Regions from separate parts of the Homo sapiens genome. Here region 1 is linked to region 2. The links are chromatin loops, found by intact Hi-C in ENCODE. Cell type or tissue: heart right ventricle. All regions are shown on one strand. Links, peaks and the distances in the headings refer to the core of each region. The heading gives the core; the rest is flanking DNA.

Region 1 (10,458 bases), core at 1,305-9,304, 150 kb after region 2:
TCCTCGATGCTTTGGCAGGTGAAGCCAGAGGACACCAACGATCAGAAAATAAACCCAGGCCCGACAGCCCATGCTCCGCTCAGTTGACCTCACAGGTGACTCCAGGATGGAGGGCTCCAAGATGCAGCCAAGCAGAGGCGTTCTGCCCCCAGAGAACCCAGAGAGGCTTCTGGTGACAGGACTAGAATCCTCCTCCCTCAGCCACTGGGGAGAGCAGAGTGCCCCGTTGTCCCTGGGGAGCCCAGGAGGCAGCCCCTCCCTCACTCTCGGCCGCTGTGCCTGCAAGCTGGGTGCCTGTGTGGGTGCTGGGGGCCAGGGAATGGGAAGAAGTCACGGGACACATATTTGATTCCAAGTTTGTGGAGCTAACCCCACAGGGTGCTTTGGGGTCCTATTAAAATCAGAGGAGGCACATTTTAGAGTAGAATATAACATGCATGGGAATTTTTAAGAAAAAATAAGACTGTAAACACCTATTCCTGAGAACACCAATGGAAGGGATGTGGGTGGGGAGGTGGGGCAGCTGGCAAAGAACTGGAAATGCACAGCTCACCCAGTCACAAAGGCGCAAGAGTCCGCCCAGGGGGCTGGACCATGGGAAGCATTCCCTTGCTGCTCTCCAGGAGCTCAGGGACCCCACCCGGTAGGTGACTCAGGGTGGGGCCCAGGGGACAGGCCAGGGGCTGCAGCAGAAGTTCTAGGCACATACCTGAGACCCCCCCCCCAGGAGACTCAAGGACCCCAGAAGAGGACTTGGGCAGGGGGCTGGAAATGATGGCCACACACCAGAGGAGGTGTCACAGAAGTTTGTTTGAGACTTCCGTGAGTGTAGAAAGGGCCCTGCCACCTGCAGAGCTTGCAGGAGGTAGGAGAAGCAGGCAGCCGACAGCAGACTGGCACATCTGGGGGGTCCCATGGGTGAAAGGAGGCGAGGACCTGGCTTTGCTGAGCTGGACACAACCGTCACCCTGACCTCCTTCTCCAACCAGTACCCCCTCCTGTTGATACTGTCAGGAGACTTGTTCCCCGGGGTCTAGAAAATGACTATTTTGCTTTCTCCTGGGAGATGCTGGCTTTGGGTCCTAACTCTTCTGTCAAGACACACTGTTATCCCCAGGCGTCATCACTCTTCCTGGGATCTGCACCCTAAATTCACATCCGATTTCACGATAGAGAAAAGTGCAGTGGGTTGGAGCTTCAGCCTACACCTGTAAAGAATTGGTCAGCCTGGGGACTGGTGATCTCTGCAGCTGTGGGCTCAGCTCTGGGCTGGGCCTGGTCACTGGGAAAGGCAGGCATGTGCCTAGGTGCTGCAGAGGTCTCGAGCCCCTCCCATGAGCTTGGCGCGGTGCGGAGGGCAGCCTGTGAGTGAGGCTCTGAGCCCCACTCATCACTGAGCAAGTTGGAGGAAGAGGGACCCAGGCAGAGACGAGAGGCTGCCTCCAGAAAGCCAGCCAGTGGCAACTGCAAAAGCCGACAGAGCACTGGTTGCCAGGAATGCGCACGGCCCACAGAGGGGAAGAGTGAGGAAGGGTCACTGAAACAGCCTGAACAAATAAAAATGGAGCCAGAAACTGCACAGAAGGGAGACAAAAGAGAGGAATCCGCAGAAACCTGGGCTCCGGGGGGTGTGGTTGCATCTTTCCACCTGGATGAAGTCGACTAAAATGAGCACCAAGGATGGGTCCCAGCATAGCATTGATCCCTTCAATACAACTGATGTAAATGGCTCACACCAGCCAGATACCGCCTGCCCAACAGGAGTCTGGTTGTCAGGATGCTTTAGGGTTGTCCAGTTCACAGCAGCCCCGGATGGAAGGTGGGGGTTATGAAAGTAAGGGCTTCTCAGCCCATGAAGTTGTTTACAGCAGTGATAGTACCAAGTGGAAAACTGATACCCCTGGGGCCAGACTGTGTAGGTGTTGATAGTCTAAGATGGGGCACTGATTAGTTTGGGGACACAGAGGAGATGTTACCTTTAACATCAATCATATTGCATAGACTGGCTATTAACCACGTGTAGAGCACATAGGCCTTTTGCAGAAGGGAAAAAATTCTATTTCCCATAAATCTAAAAAGCATGAAATTGGCCGGGCATGGTGGCTCACGCCTGTAATCCCAGCACTTTGGGAGGCTGAGGCAGGTGGATCATGAGGTCAGGAGATCAAGACCATCCTGGTTAACATGGTGAAACCCCGTCTCTACTAAAAATACAAAAAAATTAGCCAGGCATGGTGGTGGGCGCCTGTAGTCCCAGCTACTCGGGAGGCTGAGACAGGAGAATGGTGTGAACCTGGGAGGCAGAGCCTGCAGTGAGCCAAGATCGCACCACTGCACTCCAGCCTAGGGGACAGAGCAAGACTCCGTCTCTAAAAAAAAAAAGGCAAGAAATTTCTGAAGTCTGGGAAAAATAGAAAAAGAACATCAGTATGTAAAGGCATTATAAGTAGATTTATGATTCACAAAGAACCGGCAAAAGAGAAGGTCCATGGCTGGATGCAGCTGATCTCAGGAAGAGAGAGAACTCCAAACACGTGCGTCAACCACATGCAACCACGTGCATCAATCGACCCATATGCACCAACCATGTGCATCAATGCAGCCTTCAGAAAAGAAGTGACAGTGATGGTGCAGGAGGGGACGGTGGACAGAGGGAAAAGGGGCCTCCCAGGACTAAGTGGAAAGCCTTCCGCAGACCTGTCCTCTTCACCCCAGCCTTGTCATGTGAGTTATGTAGGCACAGTTTCAACGTCATGAGTCACTACCTCTGATCAATAAACCCTCCTGTTTTTTTAAAGCAGCTATATTTGAGACAAACAGCCTCCATCTGCCTAGGAACACAAACCTGAACAAACTAAGCCCCAGTGGCGCTGCCTTTTGGATGTAGACCCCTGTCCACACGACTCCAGATGTCAAACTGCCAAGCAATGGACACATTGGTCTTTGGCAAAGAGGTGATTGAAAAGCTCAAAAACTGCAAGTCTTAAACTCCATTGTTCAATGGGCTGCTGACCCATAGCAGGTGCCCTTCTGCACTGTGAGGCTCAACCACAGGATCTGATATACGTCACCTCATTTGATATGCTGGGGACAACAACTTTAAATCCAGGAAAACTCTTGTTACTGTACACAAGTCAAAGCTTAGTTTGTCAAACCGAGACAGCAGATACACTCCCAATTCCATAAGGAACACATTTTTAAATTAATTTTTAAAACTCAGATTTCTAGCATTGGAAGTTTTCCCTCTGCTATAGTCCACAACACAAATTCAGCCACAGAAGGCACAAGGGGGATGCCGCTCAGGATACAAGAGAGTTGTCTTCCTATTAGGAGTGTGACTGTGTGAGAGCATTCACCTTTCATACTGCACATGTTTAGACTACAAACTTGGTCCAGACAATGACTGCTAGTGACAAAATTAACCCATGGGCATCATGAACTCAGTAAAAAAAAAAAGGTCAGTCTCATTGGCTATCTTTGTTAAGGCGACATTAATTTAGCACAATCTACATTCTTGATGCTCTGCACGCATTTTCTCATGCAAACACATCTGGTTTTAATTACCTTTGGCTGTGCTTGGGAAGAGAAAATAGGATGCAATTTTTAAGTTACGCAGATTTGGGATATGATTATAAAGAGTTAAGGAATCCAGTGGCTTATCCATAAAAGAGTAAAGATGTGGATACATTTTGATAAATAAAATAAGCTGCATAATTAAATCCACAGACATCACCCATGACTCCACGTCCCCTGCCATCATCAGGCTGTGGCCCCTTGTCTTCATGTCTCTTATTACCACATGTCAAGAGATACCTATTGGCTATTTGTTTACAGTGTCCTCTGAATGGTCAGTTGCAGAAAGGCCTGGATCACTTCTGGTTTTGTGAACAATGTATATTCCAGTGCTTAACACAGTATTTGCAACAGGGTGGGCAGTCAGTACATATGTGTGGACTGAATTAATTATTAACATCACTCGTTCTGGGCCAGTCTTCAAGAGCAGCACTCACACAGGGCCATGGTGACAGCTCCACAGCCCCAGCACCTGGGCCACCATTCATTCTGTGTGTTCCCTACAGCTGCAGTCTGCAGGCAGGGTGTGCAGACCCAGAGGAAGAGTGACCCACTTCCTCACTGCAGATGAACAGGAAGACTAGAATGAACCAGCAGCAGCGGGCTGCCCAGGGGCTGCCCTGACCCCTCTCTAAAAGATCCAGTTCAATACAATACATGAAGTCCAGAATATTACTCAAAATTTGCTTGCCACTTTGCCAGCAAATGCAGCACCAAGCTAATTTTTACAACAGCCTTGAAGTCCCAGCAACAACAGCAACTGTCCTTTCTTTTACAGCTAAACTCCCAAGCCTTTTGTTTTTCCCACATGCAAAACTGAAACCCCACTACTTTCTCCCTACAGATTTTTTAGAAATTTCTATCTGAGAGGCCAGGCGAAGTGGCTGACACCTGTAATCCCAGCACTTTGGGAGGCCAAGGCGGGCGGATCACGAGGTCAGGAGTTCGAGGCCAGCCTGGCCAATACGGTGAAACCCCCTCTCTACTAAAAATATTAAAAAATTAGCCGGGCGTTAGCCGGGCGTGGTGGTGCTCGCCTATAGTCCCAGCCACTTGGGAGGCTGAGGCAGAAGAATAGCTTGAACCCTGGAGGCGGAGGTAGCAGTGAGTCGAGATCGTGCCACTGCACTCCAGCTAGGGTAACAGAGCAAGACTGTCTCAAAAAAAAAGAAATTTTGATCTGCGAAATAAATGTATGTGTCTGCCATTGCATTTATGGGTAAAGGCACTCCACACAGGCAACACCTCCAGAAGTCGGCCTGGCCTGAGATTTAGCTGGCCCAGCCTCAGGAGTACTTTCCTCAACCCACATGGGTGAGCACTCCAAGTGTTTAGTAATCATCTGAAGGATTCCTTGACCCTTCAAATCAAACAGCAACAGTGGCAGGCAAAGCTTGGAGGATTAACCGATTAGTCTTTGAACGCAAAAACAACGGCTGATCAGGACGGGTGGTGTCTAATGAGATTAGTTAACCTGCAACCATTTACTGAAATGTGCCTAAGCCTCCCTCATCTTTCCTCTTTCTCTCCAGTATCTCTGGGTTCATCCTAGAGCAACAAATGGAATGCAGTCACCCATGAATGTATCTTAGATCCTAAATGATAAATCCAAATAATTCTCACCTAAGGTGGTGTGCTTTGATGGCCAACAAAAAATTAAAAGAATCTTCAGAAAACGTGCTGGACACTCCTGACCTCCATCGTCCTAGCCACAGCAGCAAGTTCTCTTATCTCCTGAGCATGTGGCACTTCCAGAGCATCTGCTCCAGAACTAGCAAACAGCAGACAGCTTCTCTGAAAGGTGCTGCCCGCAACACCAAGCTGCTCTCAGAAAGCCTCCAGCTGTGGGATGGACCTGCCTCATCATCTTCTTTCCCCACCACAAAGTCAGAAAGATTCAGAAAGAAGAAGTGCAAAGCCTTCATTTGGCAAATCTAGACTATGGAAGAATAAACAAAAAGAGGTGAGAACCCACTGCAAACTCACTAAGCCCCAAATCACACCAATACCACTTTCCTCATTAGAAATTCCTGCCAGATAAACAGAGAATAAAAAGATATAGACACATGTTTTCCTCTGCAGCATATCTGGTCACCTAACTAAATGGAAAAAAAATTACATTTCATTATAAATAGAGACCAATGCAATCGCTGTCCCTGGAGCCCCCAGTGTCCACTGTAGTGTATGGTACACAGCAGGTACTTAAATATCTGTGCAGTGAAGCCAGAGAGAGAAAAGCATCAGCATCCCATTCCTTGAACCAGGGTAAAGATGGCTCCCTGCGAACTCCCTGATTCTCTGGTGAGGTCTTGCTCTCAGAGAGCCCGGCTGCAGCACATTTACAGGTGCCCCGGTGCAAGCATGCTTCTAAATTCTCTCACACCTCCTCCTGATCCGAATTCCTGTGGTCAATCCTAATTCATTTAAACTCACATAAATTCATGTGAGCCTTATGCACACATTACATTAAGTGGAAATGCAAATACCATCATATCTTCGTTTGCATCAGTTAACAATGTAAACACGTGCTACCCAAGAGCGCAGTGACTCTTCTTGGGCCTCCTTCAGGTCTCCCAAAGGAGAGCTGCAGCTCTAAATGGCCTCCAAGGATGTGCAGAGCCATCAAGGGCCAGGAGAGCCTAAAGAAAGCAGAATACAAATCATGCTGCAACTTTATACACTTTTTCATTCCAACTTCACTCAATGGGAAAAGGGAGGCTCACATTATGGGGTGCCTGCATGATCTGTAAACCATTCACTGTTGCCAATACCTTCAGCTCGACACCCTGTTCTTTTAAAGTTAATTAAAATTCCAATAGGATACCCATCAAGCATGCATTTCACATTCATCAAATCTGAAGATCTCCCAAGCAAGGCAAATCTGATAAAAATTGACCTTGGCCTCTTCAAGTGGTGCTATCAAGAGCATTTCCCCCAGCAAATGCTTGCTGATGTGTGTGTTTTTTTTTAATGCACCTCAAAAAAGATCATGTTAACTGTAAAAGATAGAGATTAAATACAGATCAAACGGAAATGCACACTAGAAACAATTGCAAAACTGAGCCCCGAATCTGTCATGCTCCAGCAAGCAGGCAGGCTCTCAAAAGCCAGGAGGAAGAAACAATTGGATAGAATTCTGCTCAGCTCCATCACAGCAAGCAGCCTGATTCTAGGCAGCTGTAGACAAGCTATTGTGTCCTACGGATGACGGAGGTGGGCTCGTTTTCAGGATAGCCTGCCAACAGGCTGGATCAGCAACTGAGCAGGATTATTCTCCCCTGCTGTTTTTTTAAAGCAGATTATGGCTTAGACGTTTTTTCCCTTTTAATGAAGTTTGTAAGAATCATGAACACTGCCTCTGATAATAAAGATAAACTTGGAGCAAATTTAAAAAGGAAACCAACAGACTCAAGCAACTACTCCGCATAGATGCCCAGTAATGCTTGACGATCCAGTTTCCACAACATGGACTGACTGAATCTAGAGGCAAAGCATGATATCAGACTCACAACACACACACACCCCCCCATGCACATCCACATCCACACACGTACACGCACACACCCTTAACTTAGAATACTAAATACCACAAATCCACCAGCAGCAAAGCAGGCACTCTGAGGTGTGCCTCACGCGTGATAAGAGACTTGAAGATTTTCGTATTAGGAACAGGCACTGAAACGACAGCCAATCACGTGTGCCAGGCACTGCACATACGTTATCCTATTTATCTAAGAAGCAGATAGCATCCCTAATTCACTGATAACAAGTCTCAGGAAAGCTAGCCCATTTGCCCCGGGGCAGATGGTGAGGAAGTGTGGAAGCCAAGATTAAAACCACCTTCAGTGGGATTCCCACCACCCCTTCCCCTCCTTCCACGTGTCCTGGGGGAGGTGGCAGGCCACCGCCTCAGGAGAAAAGGCAGTCCTGTGTGTGGGCTTCAGACACCAGCCTGGGAGGCAACACTGTCCCCAGGGGTGTAACAAGAAACATGGGGTTGGGGCTGGGTCACCGTTTGCTCACCGACTTGGAGACTAAGTACAAGGGGAAGAAACCCTGCTGTCTCCACTACTGGGTGTTGTCATGGGACTGTGACACCTGAAGCCACGGCCTCTATTTGAGACCTACTGGGTAGGGATGAGAATGAAGCCAACAGAGGAGCAGAGCAGAAGGGCAGACCAAGTATGGATCAGTGAGGAGAGCACAGAGCTGCTGGGTTAGCCAGCTAGGCCACTCAGACTAATGTCCTGTTCATGTCACTTACATATTAATAGAGCTGCCTGTCACCTGCATCCAAAGCCACAACAGATTTGATGCTGTTTCCTGTGGGCCACACTGCTCTGTGCACTCTGTGGGTTTACAAGACAGCAGCCTTGCATAGAAGAGCATCTGCAGCCGTGAGGCACGGTGAATGGAAGGGGTGGCCACTGCTTATGTTTAGAATCGTGCTACCAACGAGCTGAGCCTGTGGTAGAGTAAGAGGACTCTTCTAACCAAGGCCAAAGTTAATCTTCCAAAAAACACCCTCATTAACTGTGTGCCGCTCAGCAAGGAAATTCTGGAGCCTTAATTTCCGTACCTGTGTAACTAGCAACCTCACCAAGTTGCAGTAAGGACCAGATGAGCCACACTTAAAACACCGCTCAACCCTTAGCCCTCAGCAGAGGCTTCATTCACACCTGGTCCCACTGGGTGCTCAATAAATAATAATTTAGATTATTCACTCGCTGGCTGCAAACTGCTGTTTCCACACTCAGGGGCCTTCTGAACAGGACTTTGCTGTAACTCAGCTGTCATATCAACCACTCGTTTGGTCTCTTGTGAGCTGTCTGGTTTTTGGTGAGGCCCCCAAGTGCCAGCCTTTTCCTCTGGAGTCCTTATTATATCCAAGACCGAACCACGACAACATCCCAACCATCCAGCCAAACTGGACAGAAGGGCGGAGGAACAGAATCCTAACTCAATCACTTCCTAGCTCTCTGACTTGCCCAAATATCAATCTCTCTGGGCCTCAAAATAATAATTATACCAGCCACTTGGCAGGATTATTGTGAACTTTCCATAAGGTGATATATGTCAAAGTGCCCAGCATGCAGCAGGCACTCAGTAAATGTTCAACAGAAAATCTCGGGTATATAAGCAGTTCAACTGTCGAGACCCAAAGAACATGGTAACTAGCTTCCAGATACCATAGACACCCTCTATCCTGGCCTCCACTAGCTGACCAGCTGGACTAACCAACATTCCACGTCCTCTGTAACACAGCCAAAGTCACCCACACCCACCAGAGACTACAGCCTGGCAAGGCTGGGCCAGCCACTCCTGCCTGGGGAAGCCTGTGCTTATCAGGGATCTGTTGTCCTTATTCCCAACTATGCTAATGCAAGTTGTACTCATAATGCTAAATATGCACCATAATTCAATAGTCTGTAACAGGGAAAGAAGTTTGAGTGCAAAAAAAAAAAAAAAAAAATTGTCCCTTGGGAAATCAAGATGACCATGTATGAAAGACTCAAACACTAACAAAATGGTCAAATCAGGTGTAAATGAGAACATCAAACATTAGTGGAGAGGTCCTATTTAAAATCTAAATGACGCTCTATTCAGAATCCTTTGAAAATCTTAGTCTTCACTCTATTTGAAAGAAACAAATAGAAAATCATAAAAGGTGACTGTGTTCAGCTAAAAAGACAATCTGGAACTCAAAGAAAGGTCCTCAGCTCTGTACTCAAAAAATGGTGGAAGAATCATACACGTGTATGCTTATAAAATAAAATATTTAACAAATATAATTTTATGATTCTCCAACTTAAATTATTTTCTCTATTAAGTCCCAGTCACATTGTCAAAGAGACACAGAAGAGATTTTCAAACGGATCCAATGTGAACATATACCACTGTACCTCAAGATACAAAATACAGATAAACTTATTAGGCTGTAATGCCGACTTTTATATCATCAAAGGCACTGCCTAAGCTTTCTAGAATTCTTTAATTTGTGACAATGTCCTTCCTTGTAACCCTCACAGAATTCTGGAGTGACACCGGTCAGTGCCCACGGGTACCTTCTGAGAGCTGGGCAGACAGCTTGCAACCACTCACTACCTCTACTGTCAGCTCCATCCAGAAAGCCCAAGCCAGTCTTGTTTACCTATAATAGTGCCTAGCCGAGTCTACATGAACTGCAGAAGATGTTCTGTATAGGCTCAAATATAAGTCAAGGATTTAAAAAATTTTCAAAACAAAATTGGAATTGTCTGATATTCAAGTCCTTATTAAATCACTTACATTAAAAAGCATGTTTTGAATTACTCAATGTGGAACCACAAAACTCTTTTAGCAAGACTCCCACTGCACTGAAACAATTTGATTGATGCTAGCTTGGGATGTTAAAGGGATTTTCTTGCAAAATAGTGAAAACAAAACAATAAACAAACAAGTTAGCCTGAGAAATTTAGCATACATTAGCAACTGCAAGGGTTAGACAGTACCATTAAAACAGGACTGTTTAAAGGTCACTTCAAGAAGTAACACATATGAACACACTTTAAGAAGCAACACACATATAGTATTTGCCAACAGGCAAATAAAAAGACCAACTCCTGATCTTAGGCTATGGGTACTCGTCACTGGGTATATTATTTCCAGGGGCAGCATCGTTAACTGACTCCACAAAAGCGCTTTATCTCAAATGGCTCAGGTGAGAGCAGAGCTGAGAGGTTCTGCTAACCACGTCAGGGGACTCCAAGTACTCTGGTGATCACCAAAACCGATGAAAAACAACAGGTAAAGAGTTCAGGAAAACACTGTTTTGTGTCCTGCCAGTAAAACCAAACAGAAATTAAAACTTTTTTTTAAATAAAGCTGTCAAAATATTGAACCGTA
Region 2 (10,458 bases), core at 1,679-9,678:
AACCTCAGCAATCCTCTGGTTCAAACCCGCAATGCGATACACAATATGAGGAAACCAAGATCTGAGAAAGTTAGTTGATTTCCCGATTTCCCCAGTTTTTAAGATTTCACTGTCACCCAGTTTCCAGCTTAAAAAAAAAAGTGTATTTTCATGACAACACATCTTCCCTCAGCATGCGTTCCTGAAGTCATATCATGTTTCATCTTCTATGCTATGAAGTGCAGCCTGCCAACACCAGAGAGCCATGGAATAGGATGAAAACCAACATAGCTTTCCACGTGATGTCTCAAAACCAAAAGCAGAGACATCTAAGTGAAAAGTAAGATATCCCAGTGCTACACCATGGTCCCCATAATTGCTAAGATCCTTACACAGATTTCCACCACACACAATGTCTGACCAAGAGTGCGTATAAGAGCAGCACCACCCAGACCATTTCCTGCCAATCCGTGACATGTAGCATCAAGAAATCCAAGCTCATGTTCCAACAACAGTTTGTGTGCAGAAGAGTACCCTAAAACTCTGATGCAAGGAACTGTCTGAAATGGTTGTTTCTAAGACCTTTGTGTGGGAGCATGGGATGTGAAATCCTGTTCCAGTTGGAAATAAATAACAAGAAGGCTCACCCCAGCCAGTGGGTGATAATGTGGCATTCATTACACCGTGTGCACATAGAGCGTGCAGTCCAAGTCATATGACAGCAGAGAAAGGGGCTTTTTCTGCAGAGAGAGAGAGACAGGGGATGGAGGAGGAGATAGTTAATAATTTTCTTTTCATATGACAGCTTGGAAAATCCAGTTCAGCTTTATAACGCCAGCTCCTCAGTTATAATTTAGCACCTATTCCAGGAACAGTTGACAAACGAATGTTAGTGAGCAACACAATGCCATTTTCATTTGCCAGCCAGAATGATTTTTTATGTCCTTGATAAGCCCACAAATAAATTTGTCAATTTATTCATAGCTATGGGTTGGAGTCAAGATGCAATCTCTTATGCTCTGCAGACACTGGTGCCGCTTTCTTTACGGAACACCCATCTGTTTTTCTACCACATGGGCATAAAGATTTCCAGAAGCTACTAAATAAGAAAGTGATTTGAGTCCTCCTGTAGTAGCTTTCTAGCCATCTGCTGTCCCAGCCATGTGTCTTCCATCATGACAACTTTTACCCATGTTCCTAAGACAGGGGTCAGGTCCAGCAATCTCCCAGGCTCCCGGCAAAGAGAAAAAAACGTAATTGAGTGAAAAGAAGTCAGTCTCCTTGGGTGACAATGACTTGCCTTGCAAAAATCCCAGTGTGCTGTCAGGAAACAGAACAATTCTCAACAGAAAGGAAATGGAGGTGACTCCAGACCAACATGACAAAAATTCTGTTTTGAGAGGTCACCTGGGGTGCCTCTATTTTGGGAGGAAATAATTTCCTTAATGACATCTCTGTGGGCTCTCATACTTTCTGGCTTTATCGGGTTTTAAAGCTGGCATATCCACATTCAAATGCCTCCTTTGTGAACTGGTCTTTAGATGAGAATACCTCTGAGTGTTCCTGTTCCCTAATACATTAAGAACTATGGGCAACTCCCCGGACTCCATGCCTGCAATAACTCTGAAAGGAGTTATGCAAAAGCAATTACAGTTAATGACAGTCTTCTCGGTTTTTAACTTTCTTTGTTCTTGAGGCCCAGGGATTTGGATCCTTGCACCTATTCTGAATGGCTGCAAACACATCGCATCTAAGTTTGAGTTCTTCTTGGAAACCAAGGTTCACAGCATTTTCCTGATAGCCTTGTCTTGTGGGCAAACAAGACAACTTCAGGGCATGAGACTATATTAAGGCTAGTGATGTGACAATGGGACAGCTCAACCTGCTGGTGGCAGTCAGCCAAAAGGCCATGGGATGGCCCATGCCAGGGCTCACTTCGCCTTTCAAATAAGAACTTGAACCTTTCTCTGGCTTGCTTATTTGAACAGGCAGGTCCTGGATGTAGAGAGGTGGCACACTTAATTGGGTCACTAAGGGGAGTTAGCAAAAGAAAAACTATAGGACTATGAGTGGGGTTTAGGAAACTGCACACAGGAGAGTGCAGCGCCCTAAAACTGGCAACAGTGCGAAGCTTTAATATCTGAGGCCTGAAAGGGAAGGGCCAAAAAGCTCTGCAGAGGCCACAGAGAAGAGCTCTGTGCAGAGGGCCTCTGATGAGATCTGAGGCCTCTGATAGGATCCGAGGGAGGGCCCAGAAGGGGAACACCCTGATCTCACAGTTCCCCTCCCGCCTCCCATTGGACAAATCCAACCACCTGCGCCTGGGTATATAGTGCAGATGATGCAGTCTCCAGCACCAACAGGGTCAAGGGGGAGGGTGGCTCTGCAGGGTGCATGGAAGTCACCTGAGCGTAGTGTCCCAACCTGGTGCTCTCAGAAGGGAGGTATCTCTCTTAGGTATCTCAGGTAGCCTAGAGATACCTAAGCACCTCAAGAAAAGATTTTATATGTCACTGTAAGCCCACAGATAAACATGTCAATTTATTTATAGCTGTGGTTCAGAGTCAAGATGTACTTTCTTATGGTCTGCAGACACTGGTATCGCCTCTCCACCAGGGCATCAGGAATCCAGGGTTATTGTGACCACAAAACACTACACAGGAGAGACCAAGGGGCCATTCGCTAGACCCGAGCAGAAAAAAGTCCCTTGGAAAAATTTAAAATGCAAATTTTGGATGCAAAATTCTGTGGCATATAATCACTGGGTCTTTTTTATCTCTGGACAACCCCCCATGAGGCCAATACCATGGCTGTCATCTGTATGTCACAGATGAGATCACAGAAACATGGAGAGCAAGCATGGATGCAAATCAGAAAGTTGCTGAGAGGGAAGAGCAGTGCAGAGCTGAGCACAGGGACAGTTGCACGTCCCATTTCAGTGCTGCCAGTCTGTGGAGGATGGCGGAACCACCTGGGCAGGGTCCACAAATGCTCACTGTCTTTTCAGATGCAGACTCACAGCATTGACTGCTTTCTCTGGGGACAGACCGGTCAACGAATTTAGAGTTGGAGAAGTTTGGATCTGGGAAAGGTAGAATGGCTACTGGCCCTGTGAGATGTCACTCCTCCCGGGAGGTATGGGGCAGCGTCCACTCTGCACCACATCTCTGTAGGGAAACCCAACACTCCCAAAGGTACTGGGAATCCTGGTAGCTCAAAGCAGGTTTTGCTAGCAGATGAGCTATGCCAAACAGGGGGAAAAGATTCCTGCTTCAGAGCTCCTGGGATTTAGAATCATGGGTGTGGAAGCTCCCCTCACCATGTGCCAATCCAGAAGGGGCCTTAGCTGAAAGTCCAGGCCCACCTGGAGCAAACCCCTGGCTCTGGGGTTTTAGTGACTTGGTCTTCTGCACCCAGGTGATAAGCATAGATGGCCTTGTGCGGGACTGTGGTGCAGCTGAGAGAGCATGTGCTGAGTGACCACAGGACCTGAGCCCCATGCCCTTTGCCCCTCTGGGCCTCCAGGTTCCTGCTTGCCTTTGAATTGCAACCAAGGGCCCCCTGGAGTGACCACTGCGTGGGCAGCACACCTTCATTCTTCTTACAGGAGGGTCAAACACATCCCTTGACCACACTTTTCCATCATCATAAGGAAATCTGCTGATGGCAGAGCATTACCTCCCTCAGAGAAACAGAATGCTGCCTATCCCTTTGCCAGGCCCTTACTTTAAGAACTGAAAGTGAAATGAAATCCTTGAATAAAGTGACTTGGAAAATCCACAGGTACAAAGCACCAGGCCTGCAGGGTCCAAGCACCTTCCTACTGCCATGTAATGATAGGCACCTGAATGTCCACCTCTCCATGTCAGAAACACCATTGATTCTAAGCAGCAGATCAGGCTTCCACCAGCCTCTGATGTGTCCTGGCTTATCCTAGGCAAACTGTCCTGCAGGCCATGGACCCTCAGAACCCAGGGCAGAAAAGAGGAAAACCGGGTGAGTGGACAAAAATCTGAATGCAGTAGAAGGAGGCACGCTGGGGGCATGGGAGGAAGGGAGTGGTCAGGCTTGGAGCCACGCAGAGGCAGTGAAGCCAACAAGGCCAGGACTGGAAGGAGGATGCTCTCTAACACACAGACTCACACCCTGCCAGGTCTGGATCCAGGTTCCACAAGGCATCAGCTTGCTCACACTGGACCAGGCTCAGGGACAGATGCAAAAGCAAGCTTTCATGAGCCCCAAGTGAACTTTTCCCCATAGGACACTCAGAGAGGACTGACACAGATGACAGGTTAGGCTCCCCACAGAGCACAGACACACTCCGGGGCTTGACCGTGGCCAGAACATGACGCACCACCTCAGCCTCTGGGCTCCCACCGCCAGGCAAGCGATTGCCCTGCAGTCCAAGTGCCCCAGCATGCACTGTTAATATATGAATACCACGTCCAGACACACTAACAAAAACGCACGGCACAGCAGGCACACTGCACTGGAGAATCAGCGGTTTGTGCCTCAAGTCTAATTAAGACAAAAGTTTTGTGCGTTGGCCGTGGAAAGGCATGCTAATGACTCACAAGCTGGCTTAACCCCACCATGAACACCTGTATTTCAGCAGCTTCCCAGGAGGTTATGAGGAGGTGTGGAAAGGGGAAGCTGTCCTGCCCTTCACACTGAGTGGATCTGCAAGCACAGGGCAGGGCAACTCAGTCTCCAAAACCAGAAGGCCAGTGCCAGGCTCAATTTGTTCCTTCTTTAAAGCAGCTTCCATAGAAAGCCTCACTGTCACCCCTACTCCAGACCCTGGGCTCTTTCCAGACTGGGCTAAGGGGTGACAGCTGCCTGGGCCTCTTCCAGGACAGGGCTGTGTGGCCGGCCATGGAGCAGAGGCCCCGCGGCACAGCGCACAGACAACGTCCTCCCAGAGGCAGCTGTTCCCCACATTGACTTCACTTCTGATGGCACAAGGCCAGAATGTCTTTCATTAGTTTCCCAAACTCTGTCATCAGGGAAGCAGACGAGCCCAGTGTGGATTTTTTAAAGTCAGCACGTTCAAGAGCATCAACCTACATGAAGCCACACATCCTTAAACACACACACCCCACACACATGTCATCTGACACGAGGCCACACATCCTTAAGCACACACACTCCACACACATGTGCTTAGCCATGCGGGGACTTCACCTGCAGAGGTGTGCACAGAAGATGATCTGCCTGGCCTAGACTGGGAAGGGTCTCAAAAAAATCACTAAAGCCTCAAAAACATGGTCTAACCCATGACATTGGCAATGGTCTCCCATGCACTTCTAGATGCCACTCTATGCCCTTCATCCAGCCAAAACCACCCTGTGACTGCTCCACACATAATTCAAACACAGGGTTTCCTGCAGCAGATGTGACTCCAGTGGCTTCCAAGGCTGGACGAGAGGAGAGTGATGGGAGGGGTGTGTCCCCTTCTGCATGCCTGCCTCCCAGTCCACACGCCCTAGACCAGCCACCTTTGGGAATAAGGTCCTGCCCCACAATTGCCAAATTCCATTGATTTCATCTCCTGCAGCTTGTCTGATAATTTTGGTTGCTATCAGTCCCTGAATGCTTTAAGAATAAAAATGCCTTTCAGTAATACTCATGGCTACTAATACAGTGAAGATGCTCAAGGAAATGAACACCCACCAAAATGACAAGATCACCAAAAAGAAATTCCTGAGGGTCACACCACACTTGAGAAAACTGCAGGCCCCAACCCCCTTCCCCTGGGACCGCCCCTCTGTAAGACCCTGGGCTGAGTACCTGAGGGATGTGTTCGTTCAAGGTCTTTCATTACGGTGGATCTGGGAAGGCCAGGGGGCAGGACAAGGGAGGTGACAGCAAGTGAGAAGGCAGCCCAATGCCACCCTCCCCTCGGCTTTCCTACCCAGGGCAAGCTCTCCTGGAAAAACACCCACGGGCAGAGGTGTGGGGACAGGAGGGAGGCGGAAACACGGCCTCCCCAAGTGAGATGGAATCTGGGGGTCATTTGATAAGCGCTTCACCAGCTGATGCATATAGAATACTCACTCCCCAGCATCCCCAGTGGCTCAGCAGCAAGACTGGCAAATCCTCCCAGGGAGCAGAGAGAACAAACACAAGGAGCCAGGCAGAGAGCCAAGTTCAAATCCCAAATCCAGCACGTAGCACCTCTGTGGCTCAGGCCAGCGATTTAGCATCCCCAATTCTCAAATTTTCTGACCACAAAAGGGGGCTACTGTCCCCTGCTTCCAGGTCCCCATGTGCACTGAATCACAGTACAGTACAGCTCCCTGCAGCGCTCTCCCTCAGCCCCAGCTTTTAGGAAGGGGCTGAAGTGTGCCCCCATCCTGCTCACCAGGATCTTACCTCGGCCCTGGGTGGCCCATCCCTCCCCTACTCTCTTCTGGAGACCTTTGTGGACAACACCAGGGGTCTCTGTGGTCACCAGCATTTCTGAGTGCTCCTCCACAGGGGAGCAAAGCTCCACTCCCTCTGTGAGCTCAATACTGGCCACCAAAACACTCAATTTCAACGCAGTGAGGTGAGGCCTGGCAGAGGCTGGCAATGGGGTGGCAAGGAAGGAGCAGGGGAGCAGGTGTCCAGCAGGCCCACAAGTGGGGAGTGGGAACAGAGGCCTTAAGTAGGGGGAAGGCTGTGGCCATGGCCCAAGCACCCAGAGCGGGAGACTGCCAGGCTGGGGCCTGGAGGGAGCGAACAGAGGCATGCTCCAGGCACCTCTGGGACTATCACAGGCATTTCTGGGCTGTACCCTGGGCATTTTTATTACCTTTCAGGATTGATCATCTGCCATCATCACCGCTGCTGCCCATGACTCTGGCCCTGGCCAAGCCTGGACTTACCTTCTGTCTGCATACACAGTTCACACAGTCCTTGCCAACCCATGCCAAGCAGTCACCCCTTCCTCCACGTGAGGGAGTAGGACCCAGGGAGAGTAACAAGCCAGCCCCAATGCCACCATTGGTACACTGAGTTTCTCCTTCTCACTGTCACCTGAGTCTACAGGGGCCATCAGACTCCCCATCCATAGCTCCTCTCCTCACAGGAGGACCATTACCCCTCCACCTCCTCCTGCCTGCCAGCCCTGGAGGACACAGACATGGTCTACCTCCTGGTGAGCTCTTCTGCAGCTTTCTCCTTTGGCCGTTCTGAGGACTAAACTATGAAACAAAGCCATAAAGCTGGTAAGTGCAAGAAAATGACCAGCCAGACCCACTTTAAGTGAAGTGCTCCAAGCAAACAAGGGTGCCCGGACGTCTCCCACCACGGAGGCGAGAGGTGGAGTGCGTGCATTGGCTCTGTGCGCCGTTCTCCTGGCCAGTGTTCCCAGGCCCTGCAGTCAGCTGAGGCACAGGGCAGTACCACCCCTCCCCTGTCCTCCCACCGCAGGGCAGGCCGGCGTCTTGGTGACCCTCGGGCCTTCCTGCAGTGCTCATGACCTGGCAGTGGTGGAGCAGGACCAGAAGATTCCTAGAGCTTCTCCCAGTTACTTCACACCCATGTTTTGGTATCTCAGCAAAACCAGAGTCCACTTTTCCCCTGGGGTAGATTTTTTTGGTTAAGAAAATGCAGACAACTTGCACCAATTATGAACACGTTAGACTAAACAGTCAATCTGATCTACACTCATTTCTCAAAGCCAATATCTCCCTACATTAATGTGTAAAGGAAAGATGCAGGTTTAACCCCAATAAACACTCATGGCAACAAGATAAAAAGAAAAATAGCTGCTATCCATCATCAATCAGAAACTGCTCCTTAGGGAGGAAGCAAGCCCACCTTCCCTGAGCCAGAATGCAACTAGAGACAGGCTTCGCCATGCAGCCCCCACTCATATCCCACCAGCATCCCCTCTGACACCAAGCAGAGATGTAGCATCTTGAACCTGAGCCCTGGAGCATCCCGAAAGCCTGGCCCAGCGCTCGGCCATTGGGCTTCTGCTCTACAAACCACAGAGCCAGGCAGGCCTTTCAGCTCCTGCCACATGGCCATCTCTACATTCTGCCTCCCTCTCAGTGGGAACCGTCAGCTCTAGCCCGCTGGGGGTCTGTGTGCTCCCCAACACCCTCCCATGGTCAGCGTGCCCCCGACAGTCAGTGTGTCCATTGGCACAGAACCTCTGTGCAGGCTTGCTCTTGCTCTCTGGGCCTGCACCCACTCCACCATCATGGAAATCAGATACGGACTCTTCTGATTTCCTCTACCCTGAATCTAAGAACTGTGGGGAATTCAGCAGCTGCTCACTCTAAACACTTATACTCAAATTAAGTAAAGCACTTTACCAAACAGCAGACCTGGAGCTCGATCCCAGAGGCTCCCATCCTTAACTCTCCCACAGTGAATCACCCTCCCTCATCCCTTTGCATGCTCTGCTGAGGACCAGCAGGTGAAAGGCACCCACAGAGTCAGAACCAGAAGAGCTGCCTCCAGTACACGTGCTGTGCGTGTGCTGGATGCAGGACACTAGAGGGACATCCTGCTCTGAGACTGTCACATCGGCAGAGCTAGTCCTTCCCTCTCCTCACTTTCCAAGTCCCAAGAGTAGAATTCCTGATGGATAACGGAGGGGGCCCGGGGAAGGAAGAGGCAAGAGGGGTCTGAGGGTGCTCCACCCCAACAAAACCCACAACCTGTTGTCAGGTGTGTTTGTGCCCCTAAGTGTGCCCTCCAGCAGCCCAGGGCAGAAGCTGGGGTCGCAGGAGGGACAGGGAGAACCGTGACTCACTGCATTGTGCAGGTGGCACTCCATTTCCTATGGCATAGGTGACAACTGTGCCCATTCCTGTCTCTCAGGGTGTGCAGTAAGTAACCAGTCCTCTCTCTCTGGCCCTGTCATGGCATACAAGGTCGGCTCTGGGGACAGCATGGCTCAGTTGTCAGGAGCGTGAGGCTTTAAGGTCTGCAGATCTGTGTGTGTTCTGCATCACCACTGCCACCTAGGGAACCTGATGCAAGTTCCTAGTACCAAGCTTTAGTTTCCACATTTGCAGTGAGGATAATGCACCCACTTCTGCAGGCTTATTAGACACGGTATGCAATAATGTGCAACGGACATAAAACAGCCGACCACTGTTATCCAGCAGGTGCTCAATAAATGAAGAGAGAAATGAGATGAACCCTGCAGCGCCCTCGAGGCTCATGCTCACAGCCCTCATCGGGTGAGCCCCATTTCCAACGTCTCCAGATACTCACTGCTGGGTGCTACAAAGCAGAAAGGTTGTTTACATTACCCGAATGCTCTCAAAATAATCTTTTGATGAGCAGATCTATTAGTGTAGATTGTTTTTAGCTTGGAGACTACTTACACAGGGTTTTTAAGGATCAGGAGCCTGAAACCCCATATTTCAATGACTGCTAGGACTGGTATTGGACCATGGCCCCAGTGGAGCCCCAGTCTGGTAGACCAGCACCCGGGAACGAGAAGGGATTCCCCACCGCTCCCCTTCCTATTGCTGAGCGTCCACCAGACTGGGGCCCCATCACCCTGCCTAGCCAAGAGCGCACTCAGGTGGGATGCTGCTGTCCAGAGCCCCTCAGAGCCCACTGCCACTGGCTGGCTGTGGGGCCCCCTCTCTGGGCCTCAGTTTCCTTGCATGTAAAATGAGGGGAAAGGCCTCTGCGTTTCCTTCCAGTGCCAACACGCTAGGTCCTGCTGCTGCTTCTCCACAGCCAGGTGTTCTGTGTGCCACGGGCATTCACTAGTGCAGGCCACTGACATTAATTATAGATGTCAGCTCTTTATGATTCTGACAGCATTGCAGCAAGAAAAGAGGAGCCCCCAAAAAACATGCAGAAAAAAAGAACTCTGTTGTCTCTGGGATCGAAAAAAATAGGAGGGGAGCCTGGCTGGCATTCTGAAGTCCAGAATCTCCTCTACTCCCACCCTGGGGCAGCACAGCCTAAGAGAAACCGTGGCCCAGGGGGTGTGTTTTTGGGGCCCTCTCACCCCTCACCCTCCACCTCTTACCGCCCCCCAATTACCTCCCAACTCTCATCCCTTGTCCTCTCTCACCCCCCAGGGGCCCATACCCTAAGCCTCGCTACAGGGCAGGCCCCACCAGCCCCCACACTCCTGATAGATCCTCCCGGACCTCTTCTTGCCCGGCCTGGCTCTGTCAGCGAGGTCAGCGTCTGCGAAGTTTCGCGTCACTGCTCCCAAGCGTACTGAATTTCAAAAGAAACGCAAGCTGGCAAGAGCTGCAAAAGCAGGAAATTCCAATGACAGAATTCCAAAAGGAAACAGTGATGAGACCATTTCTGGGAAAAGGTGAAGGGGTGGGGAAGAAAGGTATCCCGTTTCCTTGAAATCCCACCCACTAGGCAACTGCAAGTGCTCCTCATTCCAGCCCTGACCTGTAGGACAAGGGTGATGGAGGGGGCGGTGGCGACTTCCCCAGTTAAAGCCTCAGAGTTCACATTAGCAGCATAGCAGCATTAAAGTGAGGTGGAGGA

The links. A loop is a pair of places that touch in the nucleus more often than their neighbours do. Peaks named below come from ENCODE experiments on the same cell type or tissue, not always from the same donor. Only the 100,000 strongest peaks of a DNase experiment are listed, where the experiment ranks them.
Region 1: it touches region 2 in a loop (2.9-fold over the local background); 10 of 110 quality-filtered maps call a loop at or near these places.

The regions. Positions count from the first base shown.
Region 1 is chr2:109,132,311-109,142,768 of GRCh38, reverse strand. All of the region lies in intron 1 of SH3RF3 (SH3 domain containing ring finger 3), which reads right to left. It overlaps MIR4265 (microRNA 4265), which reads left to right and starts at 1,181; the gene lies at 1,181-1,279. It also overlaps a transcript of RANBP2 not described here. RefSeq lists an enhancer at 8,000-8,069. In heart right ventricle, for the core only: no CTCF peak of the experiment used is centred there; no DNase peak of the experiment used is centred there.
Region 2 is chr2:109,279,444-109,289,901 of GRCh38, reverse strand. All of the region lies in intron 1 of SH3RF3 (SH3 domain containing ring finger 3), which reads right to left. It also overlaps a transcript of RANBP2 not described here. Among named protein-coding and RNA genes, the nearest start is that of MIR4266, 29 kb to the left of the region's middle. In heart right ventricle, for the core only: a CTCF peak has its summit at 8,960; a DNase peak (open chromatin) is centred at 4,858; H3K27ac peaks cover 718 bases.